Regions from separate parts of the Homo sapiens genome. Here region 1 is linked to region 2. The links are chromatin loops, found by intact Hi-C in ENCODE. Cell type or tissue: dorsolateral prefrontal cortex. All regions are shown on one strand.

Evidence for each region. A loop is a pair of places that touch in the nucleus more often than their neighbours do. Peaks named below come from ENCODE experiments on the same cell type or tissue, not always from the same donor. Only the 100,000 strongest peaks of a DNase experiment are listed, where the experiment ranks them.
Region 1: it touches region 2 in a loop (4-fold over the local background); 4 of 110 quality-filtered maps call a loop at or near these places.

The regions. Positions count from the first base shown.
Region 1 is chr2:98,239,852-98,243,851 of GRCh38, forward strand. The region is part of intron 19 of VWA3B (von Willebrand factor A domain containing 3B); the gene reads left to right. Among named protein-coding and RNA genes, the nearest start is that of CNGA3, 100 kb to the right of the region's middle. In dorsolateral prefrontal cortex, no CTCF peak of the experiment used is centred here; a DNase peak (open chromatin) is centred at 2,340; H3K4me3 peaks cover 1,413 bases; H3K27ac peaks cover 1,398 bases.
Region 2 is chr2:98,147,864-98,151,863 of GRCh38, forward strand. All of the region lies in intron 7 of VWA3B (von Willebrand factor A domain containing 3B), which reads left to right. Among named protein-coding and RNA genes, the nearest start is that of VWA3B, 63 kb to the left of the region's middle. In dorsolateral prefrontal cortex, a CTCF peak has its summit at 1,551; no DNase peak of the experiment used is centred here; H3K4me3 peaks cover 1,388 bases; H3K27ac peaks cover 1,220 bases.

The DNA of each region.
Region 1 (4,000 bases), 92 kb after region 2:
TGCAGTGAGCTGAGATCACGCTACTGCACCCCAGCCTGGCAACAGAGCGAGACTTCATCTAAAAAAAAAAAAAGAAAGAAAGTGAAACAGACCTGAAAGCAAATGACAAAATGATGTAAATGTAATGGGAACTTAATTTTTAATTAACTGCTTTATTTTTATCTGATAAGTAATATATGAATAATTCTCAGTATATGAGATTTAAGCCATACTTAAGTCTTCAGAGGAGGCTTCTCTCACCACTACGCCTATCCATGAAGGAAACACGTTGAATAGTTTGGTGAATTTCCTTCCAATCCTTTTTCTACATATGCATATGTAAGTATGTGCACACATAACGTATTTATACAGAGACACATAAGAACTTTAATAAACATGAATAAGACAATACCATATACATTTACTATTTTAAAAACTATTTTAAACATTTTGTCTTAGAGCCCTTTCCATACAGGTAGATGGTCTCATGCCTATAGTTGCAAGGTTCTTCCCCATTATTAATGGATATTTACATTGTGTTCTTCCTTCCCCTCTTACAAACATTCCTGTAACAGGTATCTTTGCACGTAGATTTTTGGGCACATGTATAAGTCTGGCTTTGGAAGAAATTCCCTCAAGTCAGATGGCTGGACCCAAAGGGTATGTGCATTTTAAATTTTGATAATTCAAATCATCCCCCAAATTCACTGTACATTTTCACTAGCATGTATCCCCACAGACAGAGTAAAGTAGTACTCTCTTCCTAAGAAGAACTCTGTGTAATACTTGATAATCATTGGTCCTTGGTGTGTAGAAATGCTTTGAAAACCCTGAAAGTAGGATGCAGACATAAGATCTTTATTCAGCCTATTCTTTCCTCATTGGTTCATATGCTGAAGAAGCAAACTTAATATTCAGTCCAACAGTTAGAAATTTTTTTCTCTGAGATGTATGTGATATATCCATACTCTGTGAATAATAATATGCCTACTCTGAGGTTGTTATGGAATTAAAAGAAGTAATGCATACAGTGTAAAGTACTTAGCAGGCACTTAAAATGTTGACTTTTATTATAAAAATATTCAACAAATTTATGCCTATTGTATATGCCTGTGTTGGGCTCTAGAATACAGTGCCAAACAGGAAAGCCAACATTCCTACCCAAGCACAACCGACAGTCTCAGGAGGAAGTAGCAATGAAAATGAGAGAAGTTCTAGTTAAATGTGACGAGTGGGAAGTGCTGAGTGAAGATGCAGGAGATGTCCCTCACCTGGCTTCAGTGGCCACAGAAGGCTTGCCTTAGCTAGTGGCATCGGAGTTCAGACCCAGGGGAAGAGAAGGAGTTATGAAGGTGGAGAGATGGGAAGAGAGCCCCAGGCAGTGGGGGAGCTTGGGGAATCCTAAGGAACAGAGAATGTTTGTCATTCCAGAGAAGTTTAGTGTGAGTGGAGAAGGTGATAAAGCTGGTGAAGGAAGGGCCTTGATTGAATTAAGGATTTTGAACTTCATCCTGAGGGGAATGGAGGGGTTGTTAGCAGAGGAGAAATTAATTTGGGGTTTGAGCTGGCACACAGAGAATAGTTGGAGAGGCGGGCAGTCAGGAGGCAGTTGGGGAGATGGGGGCAGTCAGGAGGCAGGGCTGGGTGGCTGGAACCAGTAGGCTGTGTGGCTGAAACACTGCGGATGTACCCAAAGCTCTTTATAAAGTCAAGTCAACGATGTGGGGCTGAGAGAGAGAAAAATGCCAAGAGTGATTCTCCAGACTCCAGCCTGGAATATCAAGCAGGGGAAAAATAAAGAATGAGTAGTGAGGGTCTTGTTCTTCAGGGGGGCATCCTAGTCGTCTGCCTCTAGAACACAAAGCCCAGGGGAGGGGATGAACAGTTCTCAAGCACATCCCATGGGCACTTGTGCTTGGTGCCTTCTGTGGCATTGTGAGTTCTCAAGACAGCCTGCACGTAGGTAGGCACTGCACAGCACACTTGCCCTCCCTTATTCATAGTAAGAATCACTCTGATGACAGGCATATACTGCAGTGATCTCCAGTCTCACATCCAAAGCACTTTTGTATCTTTGATTCCCTAATATTTTCTCTGACTGGAAGACACCCTCAGCTATAAATGGAAAGAATAACAAAATAATAATCTCAAATATCTCCCACCTCATGGGATGTATACCTTTTTGATGTTTGGACTTTTATGAAAAAGCAGACAAAAAGTAGAATGGAGTTGAAAAGGAAACACACTAGAGTCTTACTTCACTGAGAATCTTAATTGCGTCCTCCTCCTGTGTTCTGTGCACGGCCACATCTGTCTGCATAGAGTTGTAAAGCAGTGTCTGGCTTTGTCCCCAGCTCTTTGTTTCATTCATCACTTATGTATGGGCTCTTTCTTCTTCTGGAACACAATGCTGTTTTGGTTTTCAGTGTTTCCCGGACCAGCCTCAAATCGGTCACCTTGGAAATGAGGTATTGAGCAAAGAGGTTGCCCTAGCAACTCTTCATTACAAGATGCAAAATGGACTCGATAATTTTATCTTAGCTCTTTCAAAAAGATTAACTCTTCCCCAAGTCATATACACAATAAAACTGATTTAGCTATGTAATGAACCTAGAATTTAAAGCTCTTTATTTGCTGGTTGATTTGAAAAGCATTGAAATAATTTGGGAAAATTGGTCTGCACCACTGGAGAGTCTACATCATCACCCATCATCATTGTCGTTATCATAATGTCTTTTACAGCATCCCATCAAGGCTTCCTGTGTTGTCCGTCCTTCTCCGGGTTCTGCACATAGCTTTGTGGCCAGATAGCCTGGATTGGTGCTCCAGCTCTGTCATTTACTCCTGAAGGACCATGGCAAGCTCCCTAATCTAGTATGCAGTGCACCCTCATCATATACTAGGTTCTGAGTAAAGCATTTGCTATCATCAAATATCTCATCTAAAACTTAGAGTGACCTGTGAGGTGGCTATTCAGCTCACCATTTAGCTGACAAGGAATATTTGGTGCAGAGAGGCTAGGGGTGCTGTCAAGTCATGACATTTTGTTGCTTTTAAATATAATAGCAATGAACACAAAACTGTACACTGATAGAAAAGCTTTTTAATTAAAAATTTAAAACAGTTATCACAAAACCTACATATGTATATATTCAATGTATAGAAAGATTAGAAAATGTAGATAAGTGAAAAAGAAAGAAGCAATAGTTATCATCCACCTCATCATCTCATGGTTATCTGGCCAGATCTTCTTACTTTCTGTATATAGATATCCAGACCCTTTGTTCTTTGTTTTTGTTTTTATCATAATTAAATGAAACTGAACATCCTGTTTTGTACCTGCATTTTTCAACCACCTATCCATGAACATTGTTCCATGCTGGCATATACTTATCTACTATACCAGTTTAAATGCTCAGCCTTTTAATTGAAATATATTAATTTAAACTTAAATTGAGAATAGAGTTTTATTTTCTACAAGTTTAGATTGAAAAACTGTGAGATGTAATTTTTTTTTTCTTGAGATGGAGTCTTGCTCTGTTGCCCAGGCTGGAGTGCAATGGTGTGATCTCTGTTCACTGCAACCTCTGTCTCCCGGGTTCAAGCAATTCTCCTGCCTCAGCCTCCCGAGTAGCTGTGATTACAGGCACGCACCACCATGCCTGACTAATTTTTTTGTATTTTTAGTAGAGATGGGGTTTCACCATATTGGCCAAGCTGGTCTTGAACTCTTGACCTTGTGATCCACCTGCCTCGCTCTTCCAAAGTGCTGGGATTACAGGCAAGAGCCACCATGTAATTTACACTTAGTAACATACTCTCATGGGTTTATGAATGATCTTACTGACATGCGATTTGGCCAGCTGTTTTGTGGCCCTGCTTTCATTTTGTTCTATGGAGCCTGCAGGTGTTTCAGTTTGAAAGGCAGACATTTAAGTTTTGGCACTTGGCCATTTGCACAACTGTAATATCTATAAAGCTGTTGCACCTACATTCAAAGATTCCCTGTGTGGGATTTACA
Region 2 (4,000 bases):
CGACAGGCCCCTGTGTGTGATGTTCCCCTTCCTGTGTCCAAGTGTTCTCATTGTTCAATTCCCTATTCAGTTCCCTATGAGTGAGAACATGCGGTGTTTGGTTTTTAGTCCTTGCAATAGTTTGCTGGGAATGATGGTTTCCAGCTTCATCCATGTCCCTACAAAGGACAGGAACTCATCCTTTTTTATGGCTGCATAGTATTCCATGGTGTATATGTGTTGTGTGGTGTATTTACTCCTGTAGTTTAGATTTTTTAAAACATAAATTTCTGATAGTGAAAATACTGAATCAAAATGTTTGAACATTGTGGGGTAATCTCTCATGTTGAATTGCTTTCCAAAAAATACTTTAAGACAATATAATTCACACCCATTTCACAGAACCTGAATTAGCATAAAAATAGTATCTCATTGTTTCCATCTGAATTTCTTTGATGAAGAAATTCGTGTCAATTAGTATTAAACAGTAGTGAAGTTGAACATTTTTGGATTTGTTAACTTCTTTTGTAAACTGCCTGTTTGTCTATTACCCTTTTACTTGCGGGGGTCTTGTGTTTCTTATCACATTGTGTGAACAGTCTTTGGTGTATTACATATGGATAATTTATGTTGGTCATTGTGTTCCTTTTCATTTTGGCTGTTTTTTATAGGCAACCATAAAATTTGCACAGTAACTGTAATCTATAAATCCTGCAGTTCCTTCGTAACTGTATTTCTTCTCCTTTTGGTTCTTTATTGCCTGAGTTTAAAACAAAAGCAAAAATTGTTTTGGTCCTTCTAGATTTATTTTGAAGTATGGTGTGATGTGGGAATATAAATGGATTTTCCCTAAAATATGTAACAACTGCCTTCACACCACTCATGCACCCTTTCTCCACTGACCTCTGTGCTACCCTTTGTAATATATTATATTCTTCTATATGACACTTGCTCCTGGACCATCTGCTGTGCTTCAGGGCTCTTTCTCTTTCTAGTCTGAGGTTGGTCATGACCATTTGACCATGATTTGTTTTTCCACCTACCCTTATATTTATCATAGATGTGAAGAATGGGCTTCACGTTATCCAAATAAACGTTCATCTTGAATGTTGCTTGCTGGACTGACTCTTCTAAGGGGAGTGCACATGTGTGCTTGGTTTCTGTGCTGTCTCATTCAAGGCACACTATTTTTCTCATAGTATTTACTGACATTCTAAGCTTTTTGGGTTTTGCTCCAAATACATTTTTCTTCTCTCTTCTTTGGTTTATTGACATAATTTGGTTAGCTCCAGTGATATACTTTGAAAGAAAAAAGATTGAGCTGTATCAGCAGTTTGCTTACTGCAGCTTTGCTTTTTGGTGTATTAAAGCCTTAAACATTTTGAAACAATAATATTATTGTTACTGGTGGAGGGCGTCCAGGTCCTTGGCATTTTGAAGAAAGAATTGGACAAAACTCACAAACAAAGCAAGGGAAAAATGAAGCAACAAAAGCAGGGATTTATTGAAAACGAAAGTACCCTCCACAGGATGTGAGCTGGCTGAGCATAGGGGCTCCAGAGCCCAGTTACAGAATTTTCTGGTGTTTAAACACCCTCTAGAGGTTTCTCATTGGCCGCTTGATGTACACCCCATGCAAATGAAGTAGTGGCCTGCAGTCAGTCTGATTGGTTGTGGAAAGAAACCAGTCAGAAGCTGACATGAAGTTGCAAAGTTTACACCTTATGCAAACGTTTGATTGATTGTGGAAAGCAACCAGTCAGAAGTACTTTCAATTTTCCATCCGCCAGGCAAAAAAGGTGTGTGAGGGTGGGGTTTGCAAAGGGAGTACCTCTGGTTCTTCTGTTACTTAGGTTTGGAAAGTTGGGGTTTCCTTTTGATTTAGTTCTAGGAAGTCACTGTGAATCGGCCTTAGGTTCCCTGCCTCCAGACCCTATTCCCCCGCCTCATTATCAATTATCAACTGGAGATTTAAAAAGCTATAATTGTTTTTGAAAGTTTTCAAAGTACTTTGGACTGCTCTAACCTAAATTACTAAAGCCTAGATAAACAGATAGATGCATTGCTACAAGTTCTGATTTCATTTAATTTTGATGTTTGATACTCATTGGTAAGTAGATATTTGTATGAATCTTCATTTCTTATAATGAGTTTGATAAATAAATTGTAAGGGTGTCTGCAAATAAATTAGTTATATATGAATTATTATCAACTTTTAGGCCTCATATTTTAGGATAGTTCCTTATATCAATGCTTCTTCTGAGGAAAACAAAAAGTAGTTGTAGGCTGAGAGCAATTTTATCTCCTTTGTTGCTTCATTGTAAAGGCAAAAATAGATGTATCATCATGTAAAAGTATTTATTTATTCTGTGCTTGCTTTAGATTCCTATAGGTACATTAATTCCTTGGAGGGATTTCTCCCGAAAGTTTTTTCTGTGTTTGTTTTTCCAGGACTGCTCTTTCCAGGTGATGGAAAGCTTTTCCAGTGTTTTGACTCTGACAACGTGAGCCGCTTAGGTGGTGCATTAGGTAGTGCATTACATTTTACGTTTTTCTTATATTGTCCTTCAGGAGTTCGTGGTCATTCTTCTTTGACTATAAAGAATATGAAGGCAGAGGACAGGAAGCAGACTCAGGTTCATAGCACCTGCTGAGTCAGGAGCCCTCTGAGCACTTGTGCAGAGGTGGCTCTGATGTGATGGTGGTGCCTGCCCACTAGGGATCAAGTGAAATTGCCTCGAACCTTGATTCTGTGGCTTGGTGGTGTCTAAAGACCCTTTTGCCCAATTTCTGTGAACTTCTAGAGCAGGAGGCATACTCTTCTATTCCCATCACCCTCTGGGATCCTGTGCCTGCCTACATGGTGTCTGGTTTCCCCACATTAGTCTGGAAGAAAATTCTATTCTAGACTGTCTATTCTAAAATTCGATTCATCTCCGCACCATCCTCTGACAGTCTGTAGGTGTGATTTTAACAGATGCCACTGACTCTCTGGAGGGTGAGGAAGGACTGACATATATCCTCCCTGGTTCCTCCCTTCTATTTCCGTTTGCCTTCTGAAGCTTCTCACCTTTTCAAGAGCAAAACATGCCACTGAGTCTTCTCGCCACCTGATGGCATATATCTTGCACTTGAGGTTTGCTGAGCTTCTTGTACCTGTTGGTTTACAGTTTTCATCAAATGTGGAAATATGTCAGCCATTATTTCTTGATCACAGGTCTACATGTCACCTGCAGTTTGATTAACATGGAATGGACTCTCCTTTAACTAGTGCTAATTTTTTTTTTTTTTTGAGATGGAGTCTCTGTTGCCCAGGCTGGAGTTCAGTGGTACGATCTCTGCTCACTGCAACCTCCACCTCCTGGGTTCAAGCGATTGTCCTGCCTCAGCCTCCCGAGTAGCTGGGATTACAGGCATCCGCCATGATGCCCAGCTAATTTTGTATTTTTAGTAGAGATGGAGTTTCATCATTTTGACCAGGCTGGTCTCTTACCTTTAGTGATCCGCCTGCCTCGGCCTCCCAAAGTGCTGGGATCACAGGTGTGAGCCACCGCTTCCAGCAATCCAGGGTATATTCGTATTGTGGTGAATGCATGAGCTTGAGCTGAGGCCCGCTATGTGCCACATTTAAGGCCCCCACTCATGTCATATCCAGTTGGCCAGAGCCAGTCACATGTTCATGTCCTACAGCAATGGGTGGGGAGGTCTACTCCACTCACACGGAGGTGGGGAGGAAAGTGAACGTTTGATGAACAGTTGTGATTCCTTTTTTGGCTTGGAGACAGTGTTTGCTGGAAGGTGAATCAACTTTGGGATCAGACCTGGATTCAAATCTGAGTTTTGCCACTAAATACTTGTGTGACCTTGGGCAAGTTACCTAATCTTTCTGAGCTATGTTTCCTCATTTATAAAAATCGGAATAATAACATCTACTTTGTACAGTTTCTGGGAGAATTAAAGCATACGACACACATGGAAATGTCTAGCACAAAATTGACATTCCATTAATGGTAGTTTCCTT